Linked DNA regions of Homo sapiens: all the other regions are linked to region 4. A link is a contact called in ENCODE Hi-C or POLR2A ChIA-PET data. All regions are on one chromosome and are shown on one strand. The core of a region is the stretch at or near the end of the contact, and the rest is flanking DNA. Distances in the headings are between cores, read along the strand shown. Region 1 holds the start of TRIM39 (tripartite motif containing 39). Region 2 holds the start of PPP1R18 (protein phosphatase 1 regulatory subunit 18). Region 3 holds the start of PPP1R10 (protein phosphatase 1 regulatory subunit 10). Region 4 holds the start of BRD2 (bromodomain containing 2). Region 5 holds the start of MDC1 (mediator of DNA damage checkpoint 1). Region 6 holds the start of PPP1R11 (protein phosphatase 1 regulatory inhibitor subunit 11).

Region 1 (4,253 bases), core at 550-3,049, 2.6 Mb after region 4:
CCCTGGGCCCACTGGAAGAAGTGTCTTGGGCCAGACATAAAATACATTGACACTAATGACAGCTGATAAGCTTAAAAAAAAAAAAGTCCATGCATAACTTTTGTTCTATCACCACCACAGAAGGTCCATGCATAATTTTTATCAGCCACCACAGATAAGCAAAGAGAGTCCTCATATTGAAAGGGTTAGATACCACTGCTCTAAAGGCTAACAAATGGAATGAATGAGGCAAAGGCAACCTCCTCTTTTCAGGAAAATCTGAAATTATTCTTCCTTTTATCCATCAGACTAGCCTAAAGGAAATCTGCTCTCTTCTTGGAATGACATTTCACGCAACATTCCATTTCTCTTGTGTTCATCTGGACACTCAGAACTGCTGAAAACTGATAAATTATGGCAACCATATTAAATATTGCTGAGCTCAGGCCAACGACTTCTTGAAAAGAGAGCAACGAGTCTATTTGTAGTGACTGGAATCTTTCAATATAGCTATTGATAACTAACACCCTGGGCATAGTGTGTCTCCAACTTATAGGTCCTGGAGTGGTTGCGAATTAAGAGACACAAAAGAGGCAATGAGATCTCCCTCAAGCGCAGCCTCAGAAGAATTGGAAATGCATAGGAGAGATTTATAAAACACAAGGCTGGCCCCCTACTCCATCCTTAAAACATCCATACTTTTAGCCATGGGTAAGTTGATTTAACTATCCCCATAACCTTTTCTCCTCCCGACCCCCATCCTTCTCCAGGGACCTACTGGAAGGAAGGAAATTTGGTAGATCTATGTGCTGAGAGATAAGTGGCCATGTAATGAGGTAGGTTAACAACAATTGTTCCTGTATATATTGTTGGCACACACAAATGTGTTTGATTTGGAGTAGGAACTGATAACTTCTTTGGATTTGAATTTCTTCTGTCAGCAATAGGAGAGAAGTTCAGTCAGATGATTTCTATCTGTGGGAATCCAACTTTGACTTGTGGTGATCCTACCCCTTCCTCAGTCTTTTACAAATTAAGTGGCCTCCTCACCTGAGACGAGTAGAACTGTATGCACAGTAAGGCACCAGGACGGATCTAGACTGGCAAAGAAGTGGTGAGAGAAATGGGGAAAGGGTTAGGGAAGAAGGGAGAGGACTCTCAACTACAGTCATAGTGAGACCTTGAGTGCCTCTGCGTTAGTCCTTCCTCTTCCTCTACTCCTTGTGTCTCAGCTGAAGGGCAAACTTCAGGGACAATCTCATTTTGTTTCTACCACTGTTCAGGGTCCCACCTTGCGACCCTCTCCTGAGAGGTTGTCCACAACTCTGTCCCACCCCCGTTCTCCATCTTCTTCCGCCAGATCTGGGGCTGGGGCATTGGAGAGGGGAAAGAGGAAACGTCGTGGCTGGCAGGGTAGGAAGGGATGCGTGTCCAGGTGAGAAAGAGGTGTGACGTGCAGATGGGATGCCCGCCGCTATGACGCTGCCGAGACCCGCGGTGACTGCGTCAGAGTTTCACCCGGGGAGGTGAGCAGCAGCGGGACGGGGGAACGGCGGGGTAGCCAAGCAACGCCGGACGCGCTGACGTCGCCGGGGCGGCAAAACGTCCGCCCGGGCCCGAGGCGGGCGGAGGCAGCTGTGGTTACGTGCGGGGGGCCGGTGACGCAGTCGCGGGGCGCTGGGACGCGGCTTGCGGAGCCGGCCGGCGAGCGCAGGCCCCAGGCTCGGGCGCGGCGGCGGGACAGCACCTACCTTCCCGGCTTCGGGTCCGGGAGTGCGGGGCGCGGAGCCGCCGGAGCGCTGCCTCCCTCCTTCCTCCTCCCCTCGCCCCCGCCCCGCGGCGCGACACACAATACTCGCCGGAAGCGGAAGCCGCGCCGAGGCTCGTGTCAGTGGAAGCTGGGGTGTCGGCGGGCGGCCGCGGCCGGGTCTAGCGGTGCCTGCGGAAGAAGGAGGAGGAGGGCTGGCGATGAGAAGCAGCAGGGGGAATCAAGGGCAAGAAGGGACCCAGAGGGGCAGGTGGCTGAGATGCTGGCGTCCAGGTGACCCGAGGAATCCTCTGGAGATACAGGCCCGCGCATGCGCGTGCTCGAGCGCTGAAGCCCATTGCCCGCAGGGCGCTGGACTGGCGCCCCGGCCGGCGAGGCTGTCTAGTCCAGGCTCCAGGCCCCGGCTCTGGCCAGGCGCCGCCGCCTCCCGGTGCAGCTGAAAGTCGACGAAGAGGGCGGGGCGGGGGCGGCTTGTGGACTTCCACACTTTTCCTCTCTTCGGGCCAGTCTGGGGAGAGGGTGGCTAGCTGTGGCGGCGGCCAATTACGTGGCGGACCTGCGGGGCTAAGCTGGCACGTCACTTCCGACTAGTGGAGTTTTTAGCCTTTTAACATTCAAGGATTAGGTAAGTTCTCCCCGCGGTAGACTTCAAATACTCTTTGTCCTGCCCCTGCTTGGCGAAATTTACCGAAATTATCTACCTATCCCGCTGGAGTGGGAGCCGGGGGAGAGCTGGAACCGCGTCTCTGCTGCTCACCTTTGTGTCCTTAGCTCCTTCGCATGGGGTCCGACCGCAACACGTGCGCTGGATAAACGCTTGTTAACTGGGTGAGAGCCAAGGCCTGTTCTTTCCACTTCTGGGGCTGTGACTTGAGTTTCTCCGCAGGAGCAGATAGTGTTTGTGTAGGGACTGCGGACTTTTGCATTACAGCCTCCCTGCTTTGCCCGCCTGCTGCTGGAAGCTTAGCAGGTCAGTGATTTTGGAGGAAGTGGGTGAGGTGATGAGGCTGGGGAAGAGTATGCTGGGAGAGGTGTGAGGGGCCCGGGAAGAGGTGATGGGGCTGGGGAGGGGCTAGTAGTGGGTAGAGGTGTGAAAAGGCTGAGGAGGAGGGGTTAGTGCTAGGAGGGGTGTGACACGGCTGGTAGAAAAGATAGCTTGCTCCGCCTCCCCGCCGCCAGCACTAGTCATGGAGAATATTCATTGAAAGAGATGAGCAGATTTTGCTGTACTCTCCTCGGTGAGAAAGGGCCCTAATTTCCGGTGTAAATTGTGCTGCTGTTTACAAACACCCTGCATTATTTAACCTCTCATCTTGGGAGCCAGAAACTATTTACTTGCTGAAAATATAATCCAGTATCTAAGGTATAAAGATTTGGGATCACACATGCTAATTACAGTTGTCTACCTTTACTGTTCCTTTTTTTGTGCCAAGAATTGAAGAAGATTAAATTTGAGAAAATTACATTTGATACCTTTTTTCACATTGCTATGTAGCCGTTAGGGATTTTAGCAGCAGCACTTGTTCTAATTCACAAGATGTCTCACTTGTAAGGGTAGTTTGAAAGCCACTAACTGGGCAGTGAGCCTCCTTAGCCGTGGCTTCGGAGGGAGAGAGAGATTTGGTTTTGATTTGTTAATTTGTGGCGCTTAAGATGTTGATAGCCCTCCTTTCTGGCTTTCTGTTTGTAGATAACCAGGAGGAATGTGATTAGACTAAGGAAATTAACAAGAGGAGGTCCAGTTCTAAGGACTGTGAAGAATGTGCTTGCCTAGAGACTGATATTAAGGGGATTTTATGCTGAATATGGAAGGAAAAAAGGGAGACTGTCTAGGTAAAACTATAAAATTATGAAGCGCAAGTAGTATGACATATAACAGGGCTTGGCAAATCTTTGCTGTAGAGAGCCAGAGAGGACATCTTTTTGGCCTTGTGGTCCATACTCAGCTTTCTCCTTGCAGTATGAAAACATCATTAGACAGTACTAAATGAAGGCTGGGCGCGGTGGCTCACGCCTGTAATCCTATCACTTTGGGAGGCCGAGGCGGGTGGATCACCTGAGGTCAGGAGTTTGAGACCAGCCTGGCCAACATAGCGAAACCCTGTCTCTACTTTTTAGTAGAGACAAAAATTAGCCGGGCGTGTGGCGCGTGTGGCGCGCACCTGTAATCCCAGCTACCTGGAAGGCGGAGGCAGGAGAATGGCTTGAAAGCAGGAGGCAGAGGTTGCAGTGAGCCGAGATCTCGCCACTGCACTCCAGCCTGGGCGACAGAGCGAGACTCTGTCTCCAAAAACAAACAAAAGCTAAATGAGCATGGCTGTGTGTCAATGAAACTTTATTATGGATGCTAAAATTTGAATTTAATAACATTTTCAAGTGTCATTAAATACTCCCCTTGGATTCTGGCCCTCCCTCCCCAGTCATTTAAAAATGTAAAAACCATTCTTAGCTTTTGACGTATACGAAGACAGATAGTAGACCGTAGTTTGCCGACTCCGGACAGGAT
Region 2 (3,933 bases), core at 632-3,131, 2.3 Mb after region 4:
CTTTATTCTCTGGGTCCAGCTCCATACCCTAAATTCTGAGTTTCAGCCACTGAACTCCAAGGTCCACTTCTCACCAGCAAGGAAGAGTGGGGTATGGAAGTCATCTGTCCCTTCACTGTTTAGAGCATGACACTCTCCCCCTCAACAGCCTCCTGAGAAGGAAAGGATCTGCCCTGACCACTCCCCTGGCACTGTTACTTGCCTCTGCGCCTCAGGGGTCCCCTTCTGCACCGCTGGCTTCCACTCCAAGAAGGTGGACCAGGGTCTGCAAGTTCAACGGTCATAGCTGTCCCTCCAGGCCCCAACCTTGCCTCACCACTCCCGGCCCTAGTCTCTGCACCTCCTTAGGCCCTGCCTCTGGGCTCAGACCCCAACCTAGTCAAGGGGATTCTCCTGCTCTTAACTCGATGACTTGGGGCTCCCTGCTCTCCCGAGGAAGATGCTCTGCAGGAAAATAAAAGTCAGCCTTTTTCTACATATGGCATGCAGTCTGTCAGTGTCTCCCAAGCTACAGGGCTGAGTTTGGGAAAGAAAGCCAGAGGGAGCCTGGGAGCACCGAACTGGAGTCTGGGCAGCCACCACGCCCTCTGGCAACCGCTGGGGTTCGGCCACCCCCGCAGACCCGCCCCCACTTTGCCAGAGCGGCCGGGTCCCCATTCCCATTCCTTCAAATCCCCTTTTTCCCGGCAGCCGACCTGTAGACCCAAGGGAGACAGGTTGAAGCTAGAAAGAGTCGGGGCAGCAGCTCTGGTAGGGGAGGGAGCATCCAAAACCTCTGGCTTCTGAGCGCCTCTCCTGCCGCCCATCCACAAAGCCCCCCACAGCCTGGCGGCTGCCCTCGACCCCGCAAAACAAAGGACTTCAGAGGCTGGACCTACAGACCCAGATGAGAAGGCAAAAGCGTAGGGAGGAGCGGCAGGAGATGGGAAGGGCGGGCCCCGCTCGGAGCAGCTGCCGCTTCCTCCCAAAGTCCCACGAGGGGCCTGAGTCACGGGCCACCGCCCTGGGTCGGCGAGCTGGGGGAAGGGATCTGGACACCTGGCGTGTCCGGGCGGGAAGCTGGTGAGGGCCCCTGGGGACAGAGCGGAGGACCAGTGGTTGGGGCGAGAAGAGGGCAGTCCCGCAGCGAGTCCCACGCGGGGTGGGAGGGATCTAGGCCCCGCCCTCTCCTCGGCTCCGCCCTGCGCCCCCTTCCCTCTCCTCATTGTCCTTAGACAAAGCGGTCGCCGCCCCCGCCCGGCCCCCTGGTCTCTGTCTCCGTCCCTCCTCCTTTGCTGCCTCTTTCCCTCCTCCTCTCCCTCCCTCCTCCCCTCCCTCCAGTCTCCGGATCTCCCTCGGTCCCTCTCTCCTCCTCTTCCTCTCTCTGGACGCCCGGCTCCTCCGCACCCCCTCCCCCGGGGGTCCCGCGGCCTGTGAGTTGACTGAGGGGCTCAGACTTGGGGAGTGGGTGTCTCCTCGCCCCTGTCCTTGCTCCCGTCCCTGGCCCGGACCTTGGCTGTCTCCTCTTTGTGCCGAGATTGTCAGTCTGTGCGGCTACAGCGGGGTGGAGACGGCCGGCTCTGTCACGGCTTCATGAGAGCGGGGACGGGGCGCAGGACTTGCAGGCGCCGGGGAGAAGAGACATGGAGCCGGCCCTTGGCACTCTGGGGTCGCGTGGGGCAGTCGGTGGGGGAGGCAGGCGGTGGTGACAGGACAGGGTGGGGGTGGACGCCAGGGTTCTGGGAACGCGCTGGCAGCCCTGACGCCCGGGTTCCGAAAGTCTCGGGGGTGGCTATTTCCCCCGACCCGCCTCGGGGGCGGAGTGCGGGGCAGAGGGGTGGGGGCTGGGGAGAGGCGTGGCCCGAGCGGTGCTGGAAGCGGAGCCGGGACCTTTGGGGCCCGCGCTGAGACGCGCCCGGCTGCTGCCGCCGCCCTCCTTTCCCCTCTTCCCTGGTTTCCCTTCTCCTCTAGACCTGTTCGCTCTCCGCCCCTCCTTGCCTCCCCAACACCCCCTCAGGTCCCGTTGCCTCCTGGTCCTTTCAGGGATTCCTGGTCCTTCCTTCCCACACTAGCCTCCCTGGGGTATCGCTGAGGCAGCCTGGCCTGCACCCAGGTTCCCCTCACCCCTGCCACATTTCTCTCTTCTCCCTCACGCCAACTTTCCTTTTCGCCCTTCTCTCTCTTTCTCACATCCTAGAGACGGTCTTTAATACGCATTAACCCTGTGCTGCCACATCTGGCTCCTGCCCTCATTGCCTCCAATCCGGACTCTTCCTCTCACATCACCCCCACCACCCCCAACTTGGGCTCACAACTTCTCTTCACTTTTTCCATTTCCCCAGTTCTCTGCCTTCCGTCTTTCCCTCTGTCCTCATCCTTAGCCCCTCTGCCCTGCTTTGTGTCCCACCTCTCCCCCTCCACTTCCTCTCCTCCCACCCTCAGTCTCACCCCCGGGCTGTCTCACTCTCTGGAGCCTCTCCTTCCTGTTCTCTGTCCCCAGTGCTCCCTACCCTCACCTCAAGACGACCATGGCCACCATCCCAGACTGGAAGCTACAGCTGCTAGCCCGGCGCCGGCAGGAGGAGGCGTCCGTTCGAGGCCGAGAGAAAGCAGAACGGGAGCGCCTGTCCCAGATGCCAGCCTGGAAACGAGGGCTCCTGGAGCGCCGCCGGGCCAAGCTTGGGCTGTCCCCTGGGGAGCCTAGCCCTGTGCTAGGGACTGTAGAGGCTGGACCTCCAGACCCGGATGAGTCTGCGGTCCTTCTGGAGGCCATCGGGCCAGTGCACCAGAACCGATTCATCCGGCAGGAGCGGCAGCAGCAGCAGCAGCAACAACAACGGAGTGAAGAGCTGCTAGCAGAGAGAAAGCCTGGGCCTCTGGAGGCCCGGGAGCGGAGACCCAGCCCTGGGGAGATGCGGGATCAGAGCCCCAAGGGAAGAGAGTCAAGAGAAGAGAGACTAAGTCCGAGGGAGACCAGAGAGAGGAGGCTGGGGATAGGGGGAGCCCAAGAGTTGAGCCTGAGGCCTCTGGAGGCTCGGGACTGGAGGCAAAGCCCAGGAGAGGTGGGAGACAGGAGCTCCCGACTGTCAGAGGCATGGAAATGGAGGCTGAGTCCTGGAGAAACTCCAGAGCGGAGTCTGAGACTAGCAGAGTCTCGAGAGCAAAGCCCCAGGAGAAAAGAGGTGGAAAGTAGACTGAGCCCAGGGGAATCTGCCTACCAGAAGTTGGGCCTGACAGAGGCCCATAAATGGAGACCTGACTCCAGAGAGTCTCAGGAACAGAGTTTGGTACAACTGGAGGCAACAGAGTGGAGGCTGAGGTCAGGAGAAGAAAGACAAGACTACTCGGAAGAATGTGGGAGAAAAGAAGAGTGGCCAGTTCCAGGGGTAGCTCCAAAAGAGACTGCAGAGCTGTCCGAGACCCTGACAAGGGAGGCCCAAGGCAACAGTTCCGCAGGAGTGGAGGCAGCAGAGCAGAGGCCTGTGGAAGATGGCGAGAGGGGCATGAAGCCAACAGAAGGGTGGAAATGGACCCTGAACTCCGGGAAGGCTCGAGAATGGACACCCAGGGACATAGAGGCTCAAACTCAGAAACCAGAACCTCCAGAGTCAGCAGAGAAGCTTCTGGAATCTCCCGGTGTGGAGGCTGGAGAAGGGGAGGCTGAGAAGGAGGAGGCGGGGGCTCAGGGCAGGCCTCTGAGAGCCCTGCAGAACTGCTGCTCTGTGCCCTCCCCCCTCCCACCAGAGGACGCTGGGACTGGAGGCCTGAGACAGCAGGAAGAGGAAGCAGTGGAGCTCCAGCCCCCACCACCAGCCCCTCTGTCTCCCCCACCCCCAGCCCCAACTGCCCCCCAACCTCCTGGGGATCCCCTCATGAGCCGCCTGTTCTATGGGGTGAAGGCAGGGCCAGGGGTGGGGGCCCCCCGCCGCAGTGGACACACCTTCACCGTCAACC
Region 3 (4,594 bases), core at 426-2,925, 2.4 Mb after region 4:
TCTAGTACATAAAAGGTATTCTTGCTTTTTGGAAATAAATTGACTCTGGTGGAAGAATAAAGTAAGAGGAAGGATATCTAGGTTCTTGGAACTAAGATGTGTGGTGGGGAGGGGATGCAGAAGACAGGTGAGTCTCCAAATCAATCCAATGAAGTCACTGAGTTGCCCATTTTCATAAAAGCTGAAGGTCAACATTCTACAGGGCAGAACAAACTTGAGTCCTAACGCTAGTTTTAAAGCTACCAAGGCTGTTATTATTTCTGTGTTGACCTCTGTCACCACTCTTCAGTCCCACTTTAGGGAGTGGCAGCTGGGCAAGCCTTCCTATCTCACCGTGCCCCACCAAGAACCTCCAGAGAGGTGAGTACACAAGACTGGAGGGAAACCTCAATTCAAAGGACGGAGTTAAGCTCTCATAACTCCGATAAGAAACTGATTTAATAAAGAGAGCTGAGAAACTGTCCTCAGGTCGTAAGAATATATCCTGACCTTATTGAGAAATAGCAAGGTTGGTAGAAATTGGGATCCCTAATTTCCCCAAGGACATTCCAGAGCAACACAGATTTAGTCACCACTTGCATAGTTAACAGCTGGTTGTGGCGCTCGCTTGGGGAGTACATATGTTATGCTAAAATTGCAACGATACAGAGATTAGCATGGCCCCTTAATTAGTTAAATAATTTTTAAAAAGCTGGTTATGCATGACTGAGGGTGGACAGGGGTCAATTCCATCACTTAAGTTATTTTACTGAAATGGCATTTTGGAAAAAGGATGATACCTAACCCTGGCGTTTAGTCCTCGGCTCGGGATTAGAAAATGCGCGGGGTGTGGGGGGGGGGTTGCAGGAAGTACTGCCTAGACAGCTAAGACACACGTGGGAAGGTCTCCACTCGTGGATTCCTGACAGTGGAGCGACAACCTCGAGAAGGTATAACCAACTTGAGGTTGTGCAAAATGTCTTTCGAAGAGTTACCTGAACTCTGTGAGAACCTCGGAAGAGAGATAGCATAGGAAGCCGCCTCAGCACGGTGTTTAATACAGACGCCGCCATCTTGACGTACGCCCAGGACAGGAATTGACGGAAAGGCAACTGCGCATGCTTCAGGAAACTGAGTAGGGCAGGGCCAAGGACAAGCCCGCAGTGCGGAAGGCGGCCCCACGTTTGCGTCAGGACGGAAGCGTGAAAGGGAAGGCATGGGGGAGAAGCTAATTTCAACTGCGTCACAATCGAATTAGACCCCAAAATTGCGGTTTTTTTTGGCCAGTCACTACGACTCTTAGATCGCATTGTTAAAGTTTGCCTTTTAAGCAATTTTGAAGGCGATTTTTAGCGGTATCCTCTCAGTGCGCATGCGCTCTTAGGTTTCTACCAATCCTGGGTGAGAAATGTTCTCCAGGGCGGAAGTGGCGGAAGCAGAGGAAAGGGAGGTGCTAGGCTCCTGGTCACGCGCACGCGACAGGGAGGCAGGAAGGAGGCGGAAGAGAGTGCCAGGGAAAGGGGCGGAGCAAAGGTGAAGTGAGAGTAGCCAATCAGTTGGCGAGTTGTCATTTGGGTTGACCAATGAGTTCACGCCTCGCGTATAATGTCTCGCGACAAGGGCGTTTCACTAGCACGTTTGGGCGCGTTGGGCGGCGTCCGGGTATAAAAGACTCCACCCGAGCGGGCGGCCGCCATTCTGGGGTTCGTTTAGAGGTAAGTTTGCCTACTTTGTCGTCTAGTGGGTAAAATTTTGCGGAGAGCGTTGGATCTGGGAAGCGGGATAGGGATGGATGGGTTCATTTGAGAGCCACGGCTTAAAGCGGTTGCGATCAGGATGGGACACAGGTTTGTTTGGGGACAACAAAGATGGCATTTGTGAGTGTTTTGAAGCAACCCGTACTGATTACATCTTTCTCCCTTGTGTTCCTTTTATCCCAGGTTTGAATTTTCTCGGAGAAAGACAGGCCGGCCACGAGGAAAACAGAAACAAGCCGCAGCAACATCTAAGCCCTTGAAAGGATCCTGAGAGAGGGGGGAAAGGGAAAACAGCAGCCACCAGCCCAACCACTTGTGTCTTCTGCCCCTTCCCACCTATCTTGCCCACCCCACCAGCCCACGCTGCTTGGGACTTGAAATCTGTGGCCGAAGGACCGTCACTACATAACTTCAAAAATAATCAACCACCCTCCCTTCCCAAACCACCCAAATTCACTCATCCAGCGTTTACTTTTTTGAATCCACTCAGAACTTTTTTCTGCGACCCCCCTCCCTAAATGGAGTTGGGTGGGGGGGAAATGAATACTGAGTTGGCCTTTATTTTTTAAAAGACTTTTTGATCCAATGAGGCCCCCTAAATAATTGAGTTTTGGGTCCTGGTTGGTTGTTTTATTTTTTTTCCTCCAAAATTTTACCCCCTCCCCCCTGAGCCCGAGGTGCTGACGTCGCAAAAAAATTGGATAGTAAGTGTCGAATTTTCAAAAACCAGCCTTGCAACAAGAAATCAACGTTTCCCGTTGTGAAACCAAAAATAATGAGAGGAAGAAATGAGACCATAGAACAAATAGAGAACTGGAGAAGGACCAATCTGGTCACTTAATCTCCATTAAAAAGGGCCTGTGGGTCTAAACAGTCTTGTTCTCTCTCCCCTACCACCTATCTCTTCCCTGCCTTGCTGCAGGCAAAGAGAGGGTGGAGGGAGGGCCAGCAAGTGAGGATTTTGATGGTTAACCCTTGGTAATCCAGCCAATTTCCAGACTGCCAAAGCCATATGTGTTTATATAAGGAGGAATGGTTACCTTCCTCTGGTTAGCAGCAGTCTTCAAAAGGGTTAATGAGCTCACATACAAGAGATGGTGGATCTTGTGGCCCAGAAGTACCACTTCTTTGTGTGTGAGACAAGCAGGGTGCCTTTCAATTTGCCAGATTAATAAGCAATCTGTACATAAAGATTGCAGGGTAAGGAGATGGGCAGAGAGAAGTAATAGCTCGCTATAACTTTTTAAATGACTGTTAAATCCTCTCAATTTTAATGTAATTTGCTTGGGGTATATTTGTGTGGTTAAAATAGGTGGCAATCTAGGAATAAAGATTGCAAGACACTTAGGACAAAATATAATCTTAGTGCCAGTACATACAAGATAATAGTTGGGGAGGTAAAGAATGTCTTATAATTGTTGCAGATTGCATAGGTATTTAAAAGCAAAAGAGTGATTAACATTTTAACTTGATATTTTTTGGTGGGGGAGGTACAGTTAAATAGAGGGTGGAAAGGTTGGGAAATGTGGAATTTAGGAGTATAATTTTAAAAGCCATTTAGTGCAATTGAATGCTAGCTTTCTAAAAGATTTGTGTCGTTAAAAGGAATTTTTTTCTTCCCTGCTTCAATATGGCGACTTTCCTTGTCCTTTTGTCTTCCAAGCGGCGTTGCAGGTTGTGTCTTGACCCATTTTTTTTCCTGTCCTCCCACCTCAACCCTATTTGTTGAGAGGGGTCCAAGTCCTTCCTCCCCCTTTCCCTCTATAGGGAGGATGGGGGTGGTCGATGGTAGCCGGTTGAACCTCCGTTGCAAATTCAGTTCTTCCCTGCAGAAAATTGTTCTTTTTAATATTTTAATTGCTTTAATTTTCACTACGCTCTTACTGATCAAAATAGGTCAAAGATTATTCACGATGGGGAACTGGTTTTTGATTTTTTTTTTTTTTTTTTTTACTAAAAAGGTGTTTTATAATGTAACTGAAGCTACCGGCAGAGCCGGGTGGCTTTTTAGTTTAAGTCCTCTTTCTCCATTACAAAATGGCGTCCCTCCGTCTTTGTTGTTTTTCTCCCCCTTTTGCCATCCTGAGCTTAGGGCCGCCCTAGAAACTTGGTCAAGTGGGAGGAGCAGCCTTGAAAGGTGATGTAATCAGCTTTCTTCCTCCTCTCTCCACCCTCTTGAAGCTCCACCCCTGAGCAGATGCTTTTGCACTGCCTGTGCTCGTTGCTGCTAGGGAGAAGACATTTTCCTTATTTTCATTATATAAAATATCTTAAAGGGATAGGAGCTTATAGGAATTAAGTATCAAGGCTGTCCATCTCTGTGTAGTTCTAGTTTTTATAGAACCAGTTTTTATTTTCACTTTCCTTCACTCATCACAACTGCTTGTAATTTTTCCCCACTTCAGCTGCCAGGGGTGAAAAAACAGGCAAACCTAAGACTGGGAAGCTTTGAGGATGTGTGTGAGCGTGTGTGTATGTATATATGTGTGTAGAGGGAGATGGGAAAGACACAAGGGCTTGCAAGAGTAACTTGGAGATAAACGGGCCTAATGACACTGAAGTGTGCCATTTCTGCTTAGGAACCAGTGGGCCTCCTGCATTTGGTCGCTTTGTGTAATGAGAATCGGGGGAAGGTGGGTACTTTTAGGACTTTCTTCTAAATCGCCCTCATTCCCACCTCTCAGTTTGGGGATAAACTGTATTCAGTGCTGTATCACGTTCTGCACTTGATTAGTTCCTGTACATTGGTACTAGGATAAGAAGTGAATCTTTAGGAAAGGAGGCGGCAGTTGTAAACTCAAGGCAGGGGGAATCAAGCTACGGTTTCTGGTAAGCAAAACCTTTCTGGTATTACATTT
Region 4 (4,325 bases), core at 197-2,696:
AAATCACTGCCTCCCGATCCTCTATCCTCCCTTCCCCCACATGAGTCACCAGGGAGGCTACTGCTACTCAGTAATTTGGGAAAGTAACTCTTTCCTCCTTTCCGTTCCCTCCCCCGCAGTACACAAGGAGAGAACTGTTCAGGACTGGGGGAGGGGATGAGGGAGGCGATGGAAGAGGCCACCCTGGAGAAACCCGAAACCTTGGGAGCTGTGAAATCATTCCAGGTCCCGAGCCTCCCTCGCATCTCAGACCATGCTGTCTAGACCCCCTACTGCCAGCACCCACCTTGGGCCTGGTTTCTGTTCCTAAGCAGACCTCAAGCTTTCAGCTTGTAAGCACCCCAGCCTGGAGTAGACACGTGCTCAGTAAAGACCCTACAGGGGCAAAAGGCCCCACAGGCCGTGTCCACGTGAATGCACACAAATTCGGTAAGCGACTCGAAGCGTAACCTCCAGCCTGCGGTGTGACGACTGGAGCTCCCCTACCGCGGACACAAAGGGCGCACAGCAATGCTCCCTCCAGAGGCTCTGGGGAGAAAGGAAGTTGGCGCCTGGGAACAACCTCAGTTCACAACATGGGTGGCCAACTCCTAAAGCATTCACATCCACGGGTAGGGGCCACAGCCACCACTCCTCAGCCCACCGCCAGGTCACCCCTCCCTCGGCCGCCGATGGATCCCTTCTCACCTGGCTCCCGGCTGCTGTACCCCCAGGGGACGAATGGAATAGGGGGGGCCACACCGCCCCCTAACCCCTTTGCCCTCCAATGGGTACGGAGGCATGAGGCTGGCCATTCCCCTCCCCCCCCATGGCCCTCTCCCGCTCGCCCCCCCTCCACGCTCCCATTGGCTGTAAAAGGTTTGAAGGACAAATCTTCCCACTCTCAGGATTCTTTCCTGAACCCCAAGAATCCCCCTCCCGGACTCCCCACCATTGGTTAAGCACTTGACTGACATCTCCGCCCCACAAGGGCCCCTTCTCACCTGGATCCTAAAGCCTTCCAGGGGGCCTCCAAAGTTGCCCTCGGCTTGGTACGGGGTATGTAATCCGGGGTGTCAACCCCCCCCCAGAAAACGAAGCCGTGCTGGGGGAGGGGGCGTAGCCCCCAGCCCCTCCCTTCCCGAACGGGCTGGGGGGGTGGGGAGAGCATCGGGGCCGCGCGGCCACGTCAGCAGCACCCAGATTGGCTGACCGGGGTCACGTGCCCGCTTCCCCCCCACCCCCCGCCTTTCCCCCAGCCACGAGGACCAGCTTTCCGAACGTTCCTGGGGGTCGCGCCAAGGGGCCAAGGGGGCCGCATGGCCCAGGCCTATGTCCCGAAACCCAGAGCGCTATAACGCTGCTGCTTGTCCATATCCCCAGCTTCCTATCCCGCAGTCCTGGACTCTGTCCCCCCCACTCGCCTCTCCATACGAGTTCAGCATGGCTGCCGCAGACCAGGAACACACACAGCGCAGGCGCAAGGGTGCGCCCTGACTGGGGGAGGGGGAAGGAGGGCCAGAGGCTGCGGGGAGAGCCGTAGTGCGCAGGCGTCCGGACCGGAACCGCATCTCCGGCGGCGGGGCTTGGAGCGCGCGCTTTTCGTGGGGCGGGAGCCCGCGCCCGGGTGCTGACCTCCTGCCTCAGCGCCCCCTCCCCCACTACCCGCGGCCTAGCGGGGTAGCCTCGGGTGGCCAGGCTTGTTTCCTCCTCGGTGGGTGTAAGGTGCGGCTTCGCTGGTCCTGGCCTGAATCCAGCGGAAGCGCACGCTGCTGAGCTGTCAGCGGAGGAAAATGGGGCCTGGACCTGGAGATATGAGGGTCTGGAGAGAGGGGCCCCTTCCCTGGTGTCGTGTGGTGCGACCACTGGAGAGGGAGTTTCTCGCCCTCGTCGCGCCTGCCGCGCGGAGAGATAAGGTGCGGACCGCAGATGTGGACTTCGTATTTGGCTTTAGTCTTAGGCAGCCTTAAAATCTCTCCGTGCCGTGAACCTACGCTAGACTTTTCTTTAGTGAGACCTGTGAGTCCCTGGACCGCTCTACCTTCTACGATATTTACCAGCTGATAACTTTTCCTTCTCTATTTATTTCGTAGTGGACCGTTTAAACCTCTTATACTCTTAAAGTTATGATCTCTCCTCTCCCAAGCTTGAGTGAATTCCCCCCAAAATTTTGGAACTGGTAACATAAAATGTTATGGTGATTCAGTTGCCAGCTAAAAAGTAAGCCTTTAATTTGTCATTAGCCGATAACCTCTCCCTTGATTACCCAGAGTATGGTCCAGATTTTCACGCTGCAGACCCTAATCTCTCCTCACCGACAGATGGCACTTCACAGAACAGAAAGGCCAATTTGCAGAACTGGCTTCCCATTTCCCACCTGCAAACTGGGTCAATTGTGTATTCCTTTCTCATTTCACTAGAGGTCCTCCCTTCGGTTTGAGGAAATCCTTTACTATTGACCTGGTCAACCTTCTCTGTTACCCGGAAGCTGTCTTCCCTTCTCCCCCTTTTGACCTTTTTAAACTTTTCTCTTGGTTTCCCCGCTGACAGAAAGATAACAACCCTCTCAATATCGTGCCCTCTTAGAGACTCATGTCTCTCGGCTTCCTTGCACAGCCAAGACCTGAAATTGAAATTATCCTTACTATCTCAATTCTTTGTCACATTCTCTTTCCCCATCCCCACTCTTCAAGCTACCTCTGTCAGGCTGCTACCACCAAAACTTTTCTGGCAGATGTCACCAAGAACCTCCTAACTGGCAAAGTCAGGAAGCACTTTACAGTTCTCACTTTATTTGACCTCTGAGGCATTCGACATTTGATCATGTTTCCTTCCTGACATTCTCTCTACCCTTGACTTCTATACCACTCTCACTTGTTTCTTTTCCTATTTGTGTAACTGTTCCTCTCCAGTCTCAGTAGATTTTTCTTCCTTAGCCCCTTTTTATGTGTTGATATTTGCTGTGATTCTTGTTTGCTTCTAATTTTGTTCAACTTCTCTAGGTAATCTGACTCCATGGCTCAAAGCCTCTGAAGTCTGAATCTTTAGTTCAGACAGCTCTCTAAGCTAAACTTTCTACTAAATATTCCCACTGGGATAACTCTCAGACACCAGTATGTTCAAAATTGATGAAATCACTATACACTCTAGACCTGCTCTTTCTCTTCTGTTGTCCTGAGTAATGGTGGCTGTTTAACCACAAAGTCTGTAATCTGGGAGCCTGTTCTTGATTTCCTTTTCTCACACCCTTACAGACTCATAATTTTGCCTCTTAACTATCCATCAACTCACCCTTCTGTCCTAATTCTATCACCTGAGCTATACCAACAGTCTCCTAAATTATTTGCTAGACACATGGCTATTTGGATTTAAATTAATACAATTTTAAATTTAGTGTCTCAATACACTAGCCACATTTTAAGTTCTCAATAGCCACATGTGACTAGTGGCTGTCATATGGGAAAGCACAGATTATTGAACATTTGTGTCATTGCAAGAAGTTGTTTTTTTCTTTCCCTGATACGGAGTCTTGCTCTGTGGCCTAGGATGGAGTGCAGTGGCGCAGTCTTGGCTTACTGCAACCTCTGCCTCCCGGGTTCAAGCAATTCTGCCTCAGCCTCCCGAGTAGCTGGGATTACAGGCGCCTGCCACCACACCCGGCTAGTGTCTGTATTTTTAGTAGACACGGGGTTTCACCATGTTGGCCAAATTAGTCTCGAATTCCTGACCTCGTGATCCGCCCGCCTCAGCCTCCCAAAGTGCTGGGATTACAGGCGTGAGCCACTGCGCGCGGCCTCATTACAAGAAGTTCTGTTGGACAGTGCTGCTTTAGACTTTCCTCTCTGCCTCTGCCACAATACTGCCAGGAGAGAGCTTTCCAAAATATAGCCCTGGCCATAGCTCTTTTTAAAACTCTGTGTTATTCCTTATTGGCTATGTGATAAAGTCCAAATTCCTATGTTTGCCAAAACAGTCTGCCTAGCTTTCCAGCCTCATGTCTAACCACTTCCTCTTGGGCCCTATATTCCAGCTGTATTGAACTGTTTCCCAGACACATCATTTTGTTTCATGCCTCTGTGTTTTACACATGTGCACTTTCTATATGGAGTAGACTTTTCCCCAATCTATGTACGCCCAAATAACATCTCTGAAAAGCTTAATGTTACTGTTCAAGTTGAGCTAACTGCTCATTCTTTGGTGTCCCTTCCCCTTATGATTTTACTTTCCACAGTGAATGGCATTTATGTGATTACATGTTTCTCTCTAGTACTAGACCTTGATTTTGAGAGCAGGGCCATTATGCATTCTTTTTCTTGCTTTGCTTTTTTTTTTTTTTTTAATATCCC
Region 5 (4,209 bases), core at 1,259-3,758, 2.3 Mb after region 4:
CCTCAAATACTTCAAGAAGGGAATCGCCCTCTTGCTATTTCCTTGGAAATTTTCGAGCCATTGTTTTGAAAGAGAAACAAAATTGCAGCAAGGGCTTTTCAGGATAGCGATGTTGTCTGGAGAGTATGTTCAAAGAATAAAATAGTTTAGAGAAACCGACATCGGGGATTTGTGAAACTAGAAGTCTCCTACGTGGGTAGGAGATCTGGACCTTAGGGCAGACTTTGAAGACACCTTGGTCTTCTTGTCAAACAGGGAACTATGGAATGAGATGCCTGATAGATTTTCAGTTTTTTCAGCCTGCCTCTTTAGACATGTTAATGAAGTCAGTGGTTTTTCAATTCGCTGATTTCACTGACCAGGTGGCCGCCACTGCAACTCTGCAAGAGACCCAGTATTGAAAAACGAGAGAGGGGTAATTGATGGGGGAAAAATTGAGTGGGTTCAAGACGGAGTCCATCTGCTTCTTCCCATAGATTTATTATTCACTTATTTGATAGTTACTATGTATCCACCAAATTAGGAGCTATGGTTACAAAATGATTAAGAATTAGCTCCCTGTCCTCCAGGATGTTGCAGTCTGGTGAGAAGCATACAATCAATAAAATGTGGTAACCACTCAGAAATGTAGTATCAAGTCAACGTCATTGTTAATTCACATTCGATCACACAGATCAATGTATTTCTTTTTTTTTTTTTTGTATTTTTAGTAGAGACAGGGTTTCACTGTGTTAGCCAGGATGGTCTCGATCTCCTCACCTCGTGATTCGCCCGCCTTTGCCTCCCAAAGTGCTGGGATTACAGGCGTGAGCCACCGCGCTGGGCAGATCAATGTATTTCTAAGTTGCCTTCTAAATGAGGGAACATCAACTTGTGTAAGCCCTCTCTACCCACTTAAAATATAATGCTTTACGTTTTAGGGAAATGAACACAGTCATTTTGTGGGAGTAGAAATAACTCAAAATACACAATCAGATAACTTGTTTCAATTTGTCTCTATATTAGCTGTAGGATCCTAGGAAAGTCCTTTAACTTTGCAGGGCTCCAGCTCCTCGTTTGTAAAATCTGCTTATTTGACTGTTGTGCACAGAATTGAGATAACCAACAGAAAGGACTTTATGAATTATGCAAGTGTTATAGTTACCATTTTCTTCATGTCTTATTGTGAGATAAAATAGGCCGGGCGCAGTGGCTTACGCCTGTAATCCCAGCACATTGGGAGGCCCAGGCGGGAGAATCACCTGAGGTCCGGAGTTTGAGACCAGACTGACCAACATGGAGAAACCCCGTCTCTACTAAAAATACAAAATTAGCCGGGCGTGGTAGCGCATGCCTGTAATCCCAGCTACTCGGGAGGCTGAGACAGGAGAATTGCTTGAACCCAGAAGGCGGAGGTTGCGGTGAGTCGAGATCGCGCCATTGCACTCCAGCCTAGGCAACAAGAGCGAAAGTCCGTCTCAAAAAATAAAATATAGATGGCCGCATGCGGTGGTTTACGCCTGTAATCCCACCACTTTGAGAGGCCGAGGCGGGCGGATCACCTGAGGTCAGAAGTTCGAGACCAGCCTGACCAACATGGAGAAACCACGTCTCTACTAAAAATACAAAAATAAGCTGGGCGTGGTGGCGCATGCCTGTAATCCCAGCTACTTGGGAGGTTGAGGCAGGAGAATCGCTTGAACCTGGGAGGCAGAGGTTGCGGTGAGTCGAGATCGCGCCATTGCACTCCAGCCTGGGCAACAAGAGCAAAACTCCATCTCAAAAAATAGATAAATTAGTTAATTAAAAAATAAAAATAAATGATTTTATGATCCTTCCCTCGCCCCTCGAAAGGTGGGGACAGCCTTTAAGACAGAGAGCAAACCAGTTTTCTCTGTTCGACTACAGATCTTTAGGATCTTGGATTTAAGAAAATGACCTCAAAATGTCCGTCAGAGACGTATTCCCAGGAAGAAAGATATTACTTCTACTACAAACCAAATCAAAAGGAAATGAAATTCCAATGCAACAGGAGTGAACTGCCACGCCTACGGGCTGTTCTCCAAACTGCAGCCTCCAGCCACGACTGCAACGCGCAACCCACTTTCATTTCTCATGAGTCAGCGGACACCATGTCTAGGAGGACCGAGGAAAGGCGCTCTGGCCTTACCAGACACGTCGGACGTCTATGACACAGCCCCTCTATCCGTTGCCGGCAGCTGGCGCCAGACTCTCTGGTCGCGGTTTGGAACTGCGCGGGAAGTGGGTGGTGGGCGGGCAAGCGGTAGTGGGTTGTCCCTTGGAGCTGCCCAATCGACGTGCATTATTCTGTTGGCGCACGGCGGCCTTCAATTACCGTCTCATTAACTGATCTCAGCAGCCTGGGAGACACCACCTATTTGAACTCTAAGGGGGCGGGGCTTTGGGTGTGCCTCCGCTCGACTGGCTGCGGTTGTGAAAGACAGCGGCAGAAGCCAATCAGCAAATAAGCTCTTTTTCGGCACACGCAGTCGCTCCACCTGGGTCGCGACCGTTACTGGTGGCGCGCGCGGGGACTTAAAGTAGGTGAGTTCTAGGGGCCTGGCCCACGGCTCCCCGGGAGCCATCTTGGTTCCCCCAGAAGGCGGGAGGGGCGTACCTTGGGTGCGACTGGGCGGAGGTGACTTGGAAGTTCGCTTCTCGGACTGTAATACTCATCCTTACCTGGCGCCCCGCTCCGAGTTTAGGTATGAAGACACAGGGAGACGTCGGGCCACAAGGGAACCCACTGAGGTGGGGACCAAAGATGGTGGCTCTTTGAATTGGAGCCAAGCGTGGTGGGCACCCGCTGAGTTGGCCTGTCATAAAGACGGAGTTGACACTTTATCCATGGGGCATCCTACTTTCCCTACCTGTCAACAGTTTCCCTCTAGAGTGGCATATTTTCAGGTGAATTCCATTTATGCTATTTTCTTTCCATCTCATTTGTTCCTTCATCAGTAGGCTCGGTGATGAGCCTTCCCGAGGGCAGGGTCGATTTCATGTTTGGTTCACAGATGTATACCAAATACTTCAAACAGGTATACCATAACCATTGAATGAATATGATGGACCCTAGGGGAAAGACACGGTTCCCCTAATCCAGTCCTGGAGGTGGGTGAGTGTGAAGGCAGAAATGGAAAGTAATGGTTACAATATAGCGAGAGATCTTAGAGTAAGCACAAATCCATTGACCACTGTGGAACAGGCAGGATACACCAGGAACACGAGAAGGCAGGGAACACGCCAGGAAAGGGTTTGCTGAGAAAGTGACATTTGAGGCCGGGCGCGGTTGCTCACTGCTGTAATCCCAACACTTTGGGTGGCCAAGGTGGGCGGATCACCTGAGGTCAGGAGCTCGAGACCGTGGTGAAACCCCGTCTCTACTAAAAATACAAAAATTAGCCAGGCGTGATGCCGGGCGCCTGTAATCCCAGCTGCTCGGGAGGCTGAGGCAGGAGAATCGCTTGAAGCCTGGAGGCAGAGGTTGCAGTGAGCCAAGATAGCACCACTGCAGTCCAGCCTGGACGACAGAGCGAGATTCCATCTCAAAAAAAAAAAAAAGAAAGAAAGTGACATTTGAACTGAATCTTAAAGGATGGTAGAAGTTGGACCAGAAAACTAGGTGGGAAAAAGCCAAGGAATTGGGCTAAGGCATGAAGATGTGGGAAGACAAGAACAGTGTGTTCGAAGACTGGGGAAAATGTCTGGCTGAACCATAGGCTTTTGCGGGCGAGGGGTAGGCGTTACAAGATGTGAAGTTCAGATCATGGAGGGTCTCGCTAAGGAGTTTAGATTTTATTCTGTGTGCACGAAAAACCATCAAGATTTTAGAGGAGAGACATCTGAGTGATTTGGGGCAAGTCTTAACCTTATATATGCTTATGTATGTTTCAAGGAGATCTGAAAATCTTAACCCAGCTATGTTGCAGTTTCTTTATCTGAAGAAATGGAAGATAGTAATACTACTTTACAAGGTTCTTGTGAAGATTAAATGAGTCAGAGTCGATATAAAGTAATTAGAACAGTGCTTGACACATAGGAAGCTTCTATATATGTCATCTTTTATTATCATTTTTTGCAGTTGCATCTGATCAAACTGAGGTGGTCTGGTAAAAGTATAAAAAGCATGGGCTAAAAAAGAAAGAAAAACAACGGGGCGCAGTGGCTCACGCCTGTAATCCCAGCACTTTGGGAGGCCAAGGTGGGCGG
Region 6 (4,290 bases), core at 1,291-3,790, 2.9 Mb after region 4:
CTCTAAACCAGGATTAGCAAGCAAAGTTAGGGCGCAAATTCCTGGAATCTGACTGGGACCCTGGCAGTGAAAGCTGGGACTGTTGAAAACCCAATTTAAGTGTTCGCTACTCATGTTGAGAGTGCAGGGCCAAGATAACTAGATCCCAGGACAGGCAGTTTGGCAGTGAGAACAAAAGGAAGACACTGGGACCAAGGTGCCTAGATCCCTCGAGAGAGAAGGGTGGGTATTGGGAGGAAAAATGAGGACTGGGGAAACCCAGGAGGCTGGGTTCTGGAATAGCAGCAAGTCAGAATTTCAGGATCTCTGTTCGTCCTCCTCTTCCTCTTCCCTCTATCAGGCAGAAGAGAGGGAAGGAGGGGGCTGGAGAAGTAGCCACATGGATACATTTAGGGCCAGACAGACACAGGAATGCTGGAGGAGAGAGGGATTTAGTGCTGCATTGGCCCTGGAGGGGGCTGGGAAGGGTCAGGAGGCTGGGGAGGGGTGGTGGGGGTCGGTCCTAGGGTTGCACGACGCCGTCCTTTGCGGTGGCCACGTACACAGTGTGTATGACCACAGCCCTCTTCTTCCTCCTCATCACTTTCCGTGGAGCTCTCGCCAAAGGCCCGAGGTTTCTCATAAATACAGCAGCCTAGATTTAGAGGGAGGAGCCCAGTTAAAGAGGAGGAAGGGTAAGATATATAGTCAGTTCCATTCCCACTCAAACTCAGTGAAAATTCCTATTTTCTCCTACCTTCCAGGATCCAGCTTCCCCAGGCCCACCCTCTGGGACTCAGGCCCCACCCCTCTTGTCCTCTTAGAGAGCCACGAATTCAAAGCCCCACTTCTCCCACCTCTGACACTTCTTGCTGTCAGACCTAGGCAATTCCAGTTCTAGCCCTTCCCTACCTCTTTCCCTGATACCACAGCACCACCAAAAAAGTGACAGAACTATGAACATCTGGGGGCTTCTGGAAAGCCAGTGGATATGAGTAGATACAAGATATGCTGAAGGGAGCCAGAACTCCAGGGCTACTGCGGGCCAACAATTACTCACATTTGGATGAGCGGCGGCCCATGTGTTCATTGTCCACAGTGTCACTTGTCCATTCTACCTTTTTCTCTGGCTTCCGTTTCCGAAGTTTGATGGTAAGGCTCCGGTTCTCCTAGAAGGTTAAGGATGAGCATACCTATCTAGTCCCCTCTTACTAACCTTTCCCACTCCCTCCCAGGGAACCTCCTCTCTTTTCTTCTTTAGCTCAATCAGTACCATAGGCATAGCACCAGAGGAGCTGACAGAAGATAAAACAGAACAGGTCTTTTACCTCAGATAGTCCCTTGAGGAATAAGTATTATTTCCTGTTCTTATACCACCAGTATAAGAGAAGACACAATTCCTAACCTAGGAAAGGTCCCAGCAACTCTTCAAAGGAAAATATAATCCTTGCTGTTTCTCCGTCTTCCTCCCCAAATCATCCTTGGTAGTATTAATACATGAAAATTATTTTTCAGTCCCCAGCACCTAATCTTTGATCTCCCTTCCTTTTTCCAGATCCCCTATTCTTTTTCTCTTAAAAAAACAAACAAAACCTCTCTCATTCTCAAGCTCCAGCCCTCCCTACCTCTTATCCACCTATTCTCTGGCATCCTGGCATCTCTAGTAGCAAGTATTACTAATCTATTAATTACTAAACTTCCTTTAATCCAAGAGTATTAAGCCCAATGCAACCTTCTCCCTTTGAAGGCAACTTAACATGTTTTTGGATAAATACTTCTTGTTTCTCCATTTACATCTTTGCTCTCTGATTTCTCAAAATACCTCTTTTCATCTCCTTTTCTTGTTTCCTCATTCCTGCCACTTCCTTTTACATTCATCCATTCAATAAATATTTATTCGAATATCAATATTGATAATATTGATAAGTTGGCCTCCAACCATGCTTTCTTACACTACCTTTGATTTCCTCCCAACATCTTCCTGGCTCCTTAATCCTCAATTTCCCTTTCGTTTATTACTTACACACATAACCACCCCAAGCAGCAACACCTATATCCTAACTGTACCTCCCTATTACAAGTTCCTTGACCTGCCTCCTGCACCATCTCTGCCACTCCAAATAGCTCCAATACCTTCCGATTCTCCCAGCCCTAGATATTCAACCCCACACCTCCCATATCCCTAGGCCTAGCTCCTCCAACAACTCTTCTAATCCCTGTCCCCTCCCTCCCAGTATCTCCCAGACCCCTAAACAGCACCGCCCCCCCGCCTTTCTCACGGGCTCGGTTGTCACGGTAACCGTTGTCTCAGTGACGGTCTCGCTCAGCCCAGCCCCTGCCTCGGCCATGGCTAAGGCTCAGGACAGGGAGGAGAGGAGGAAGGGGGATGAGACACCCTTCCCTTTTTCTGTCGCTGAGGTCTAAGAGAAGCGGTATCGGATTCAGAGTGGTAGCCAGGATCCTCCACCTTCTTTATTCCCCCTCCTCCTGGGCCTCCGCTTCTCCACCCCTGGGGATAACCTGGCTAACCCCACTTCCGGCTCGCCGCTTCCGGGTGTGACGCATACTGCAGTCCCCCTTTTTCCCTTCCACGGCACCAAATGCGTCAAAGCGCAGGCGTCGCTGGATTAGTTCCGCCGTAACGTGACAGCGCGCAGGCGCTGAAAGAAAGAGAAACAAATTTGGCGGAAGGGGTGTCACTGCGGGTGTGGGTGGAGGAGGGAGAGTCTGGGGCAGCACGCGTACTCACAGCCTAGAGGAAGCAGGAGGGGCGCCCAGATGGGTATTGCCGGGCCAGACGCTGCAGAGTGGGTGTGGCGAGGGCGGAGTTGTGTGCACCAAGCTGAGTCCTGCTGCAGATTTCCGTTTGCCTTGTCTGGGTAGGTGGACCGGCGAGGAAGCTTAAGGAGCAATAGTAATGACCCTACCGTGGCCTATTTCCCTTTCCTTGTTTGGTCTGGGTTTCTCTAAAGAAAACGGGAAGTGGGAGCAGTTGGAAACACACTTAAGAGTCAAGCGATGTGGTTCTACCCCTCGCCCTGTGCCTGTAGGTGTTTGAGCAGTTCAGTTTAGTGCACGTTCAACGTCAGTTTTTTTCAGTCACTGTGCTACGCCTTGAAGATGGAGGCGCGTAAGACGCTCAGACCCTGCCTTTTAGCTCTAGTAGGAAAGACAGGCATGCTGAAAACTAACAAAAATATGAAACACTGGGGCATTAACAAATGCCATGTCTGATTTGTAAATCTGAATGTAGTTACATACTGCCAACATATTCGTTCTCTCTGGGGTGATGAGTAGGATGAAGCAGAGAAATGGTCGTAAATTACAGTATAGGCTATTTTATAAAAATATATGCACGTTTCTTAGAGAGCAAAAGAAAGTGGTAAAACAAGAACCAGGAAGGCCGACAAGTAGGTTTTTTTAGAAGAGCAGCTTAAAAAGTTGTAGATGTGTGCACTACAGGAAATGGAGTTTTGTACCGCTTGGATCTGAGGGAGTGCCAGATGAAGCTTGACAGGTAGGCAGTGGTTATATGGAAGAACCTGTATGCTTTGCTAAGAAATTAAGCTTAATCCAATCACTGTTATGGGCCAGAGAAAGGCTTAAAGTAGGGTAGAAACATGAACAGGTTTGTTTCAGATTTCAGGAGTGGGTCAGGAAAGTCAACTGCCAGAACAGTTCAAACGTACAGTGGGGAAGACTGCCCTGCCCATTCTCCAGGTTGCTGTGGGGGTCAAACAAGATAGCTATGTTTGAGAGCTCTGAATATATATAAAGGGCCACACAATTATATGATAATTATTACAGTAACCCCTTGATCACTATTTGAGCCAAGGAATGCGGGACCTGAGTATGCATTTGTTCCCCTTGAAAGTTTTTAGTTCAAACAGAAAAAAGCAAGATATAGTTCAGCATGTCTAGTCCATTAAAAAAACCAAACACATATATAGCAACACACATATACAGAGCCACATACATATACACAAGCACAGATATACAGTATAATTTGGTTATCTCTGTGGAGTAGGATTCCTTGTGACTTTACTTTTTTCTTTCTTTCTATGTAAGAATCTATTATAATAGATATACAATTCATCCTTGAACAACATGGGGGTAAGGGGTGCTGACCCTCTGAACAGCCAAAAATCCATATATAACTTTTGACTCCCCCAAAACTTTACTGTTGACCAGATGCCTTACCAATAACATAAACCGTTGATTAACACATATTTTGTATATGTATTATATACTTATAATACATATAATCTTACAATCAAGTAAGCTAGAGAAAACATTATTAAGAAAATCATA

Evidence for each region. Hi-C counts contacts between places; a loop is a spot of excess contacts on that map. ChIA-PET counts read pairs that join two places held with the same protein, here RNA polymerase II (POLR2A). Pooled maps may share reads with other maps.
Region 1: a map of ascending aorta shows a loop between it and region 4 (14-fold over the local background). The contact joins the promoter of TRIM39 here to the promoter of BRD2 in region 4. A Hi-C loop is called at or near these places in 1 of 168 maps with a recorded cell type or tissue (ascending aorta) and 11 of 50 pooled maps. POLR2A ChIA-PET finds 5 or more read pairs at or near these places in 1 of 52 experiments (naive thymus-derived CD4-positive, alpha-beta T cell).
Region 2: a loop to region 4 is called in a map of transverse colon, with 8 times the contacts of the local background. The contact joins the promoter of PPP1R18 here to the promoter of BRD2 in region 4. A Hi-C loop is called at or near these places in 1 of 168 maps with a recorded cell type or tissue (transverse colon), 1 of 37 single-sample maps with no recorded cell type and 11 of 50 pooled maps. POLR2A ChIA-PET finds 5 or more read pairs at or near these places in 2 of 52 experiments (MCF 10A and activated CD4-positive, alpha-beta T cell).
Region 3: a map of gastrocnemius medialis shows a loop between it and region 4 (22-fold over the local background). The contact joins the promoter of PPP1R10 here to the promoter of BRD2 in region 4. A Hi-C loop is called at or near these places in 2 of 168 maps with a recorded cell type or tissue (gastrocnemius medialis and naive thymus-derived CD4-positive, alpha-beta T cell), 1 of 37 single-sample maps with no recorded cell type and 17 of 50 pooled maps. POLR2A ChIA-PET finds 5 or more read pairs at or near these places in 7 of 52 experiments (CD4-positive, alpha-beta T cell, PC-3, SK-N-SH and 3 more).
Region 5: a map of endothelial cell of umbilical vein shows a loop between it and region 4 (25-fold over the local background). The contact joins the promoter of MDC1 here to the promoter of BRD2 in region 4. A Hi-C loop is called at or near these places in 1 of 168 maps with a recorded cell type or tissue (endothelial cell of umbilical vein) and 11 of 50 pooled maps. POLR2A ChIA-PET finds 5 or more read pairs at or near these places in 2 of 52 experiments (CD4-positive, alpha-beta T cell and MCF 10A).
Region 6: a pooled map shows a loop between it and region 4 (16-fold over the local background). The contact joins the promoter of PPP1R11 here to the promoter of BRD2 in region 4. A Hi-C loop is called at or near these places in 11 of 50 pooled maps. POLR2A ChIA-PET finds 5 or more read pairs at or near these places in 4 of 52 experiments (CD4-positive, alpha-beta T cell, CD4-positive, alpha-beta memory T cell, activated CD4-positive, alpha-beta T cell and 1 more).

The regions. Positions count from the first base shown.
Region 1 is chr6:30,324,473-30,328,725 of GRCh38, reverse strand. It overlaps TRIM39 (tripartite motif containing 39), which reads right to left and starts at 1,799. Exons shown (of 8, transcript NM_001369521.2): 1 at 1,731-1,799. It overlaps HCG17 (HLA complex group 17), which reads left to right and starts at 2,592. Exons shown (of 5, transcript NR_052012.1): 1 at 2,592-2,717. It overlaps HCG18 (HLA complex group 18), which reads left to right and starts at 1,570. Exons shown (of 3, transcript NR_102327.1): 1 at 1,570-2,575. RefSeq lists an enhancer at 3,120-3,763.
Region 2 is chr6:30,684,593-30,688,525 of GRCh38, reverse strand. PPP1R18 (protein phosphatase 1 regulatory subunit 18) reads left to right here and starts at 1,881. Exons shown (of 3, transcript NM_133471.4): 1 at 1,881-3,933. The coding sequence starts at 2,508. It overlaps NRM (nurim), which reads left to right. Exons shown (of 4, transcript NM_001384369.1): 4 at 1-477.
Region 3 is chr6:30,614,324-30,618,917 of GRCh38, reverse strand. PPP1R10 (protein phosphatase 1 regulatory subunit 10) reads left to right here and starts at 1,675. Exons shown (of 20, transcript NM_002714.4): 1 at 1,675-1,694; 2 at 1,920-2,440. It overlaps MRPS18B (mitochondrial ribosomal protein S18B), which reads right to left and starts at 1,078. Exons shown (of 7, transcript NM_014046.4): 1 at 975-1,078. The coding sequence starts at 1,052. RefSeq lists an enhancer at 849-1,417.
Region 4 is chr6:32,965,715-32,970,039 of GRCh38, reverse strand. BRD2 (bromodomain containing 2) reads right to left here and starts at 1,446. Exons shown (of 13, transcript NM_005104.4): 1 at 984-1,446. It overlaps LOC124901302 (a long non-coding RNA gene), which reads left to right and starts at 1,519. Exons shown (of 3, transcript NR_190904.1): 1 at 1,519-1,895. RefSeq lists enhancers at 1-213, 1-531, 1,830-2,369.
Region 5 is chr6:30,715,580-30,719,788 of GRCh38, reverse strand. MDC1 (mediator of DNA damage checkpoint 1) reads left to right here and starts at 2,508. Exons shown (of 15, transcript NM_014641.3): 1 at 2,508-2,544. RefSeq lists enhancers at 1,616-2,363, 3,112-3,859.
Region 6 is chr6:30,065,448-30,069,737 of GRCh38, reverse strand. PPP1R11 (protein phosphatase 1 regulatory inhibitor subunit 11) reads right to left here and starts at 2,540. Exons shown (of 3, transcript NM_021959.3): 1 at 2,259-2,540; 2 at 1,040-1,148; 3 at 1-634. The coding sequence starts at 2,327. The coding sequence ends at 432.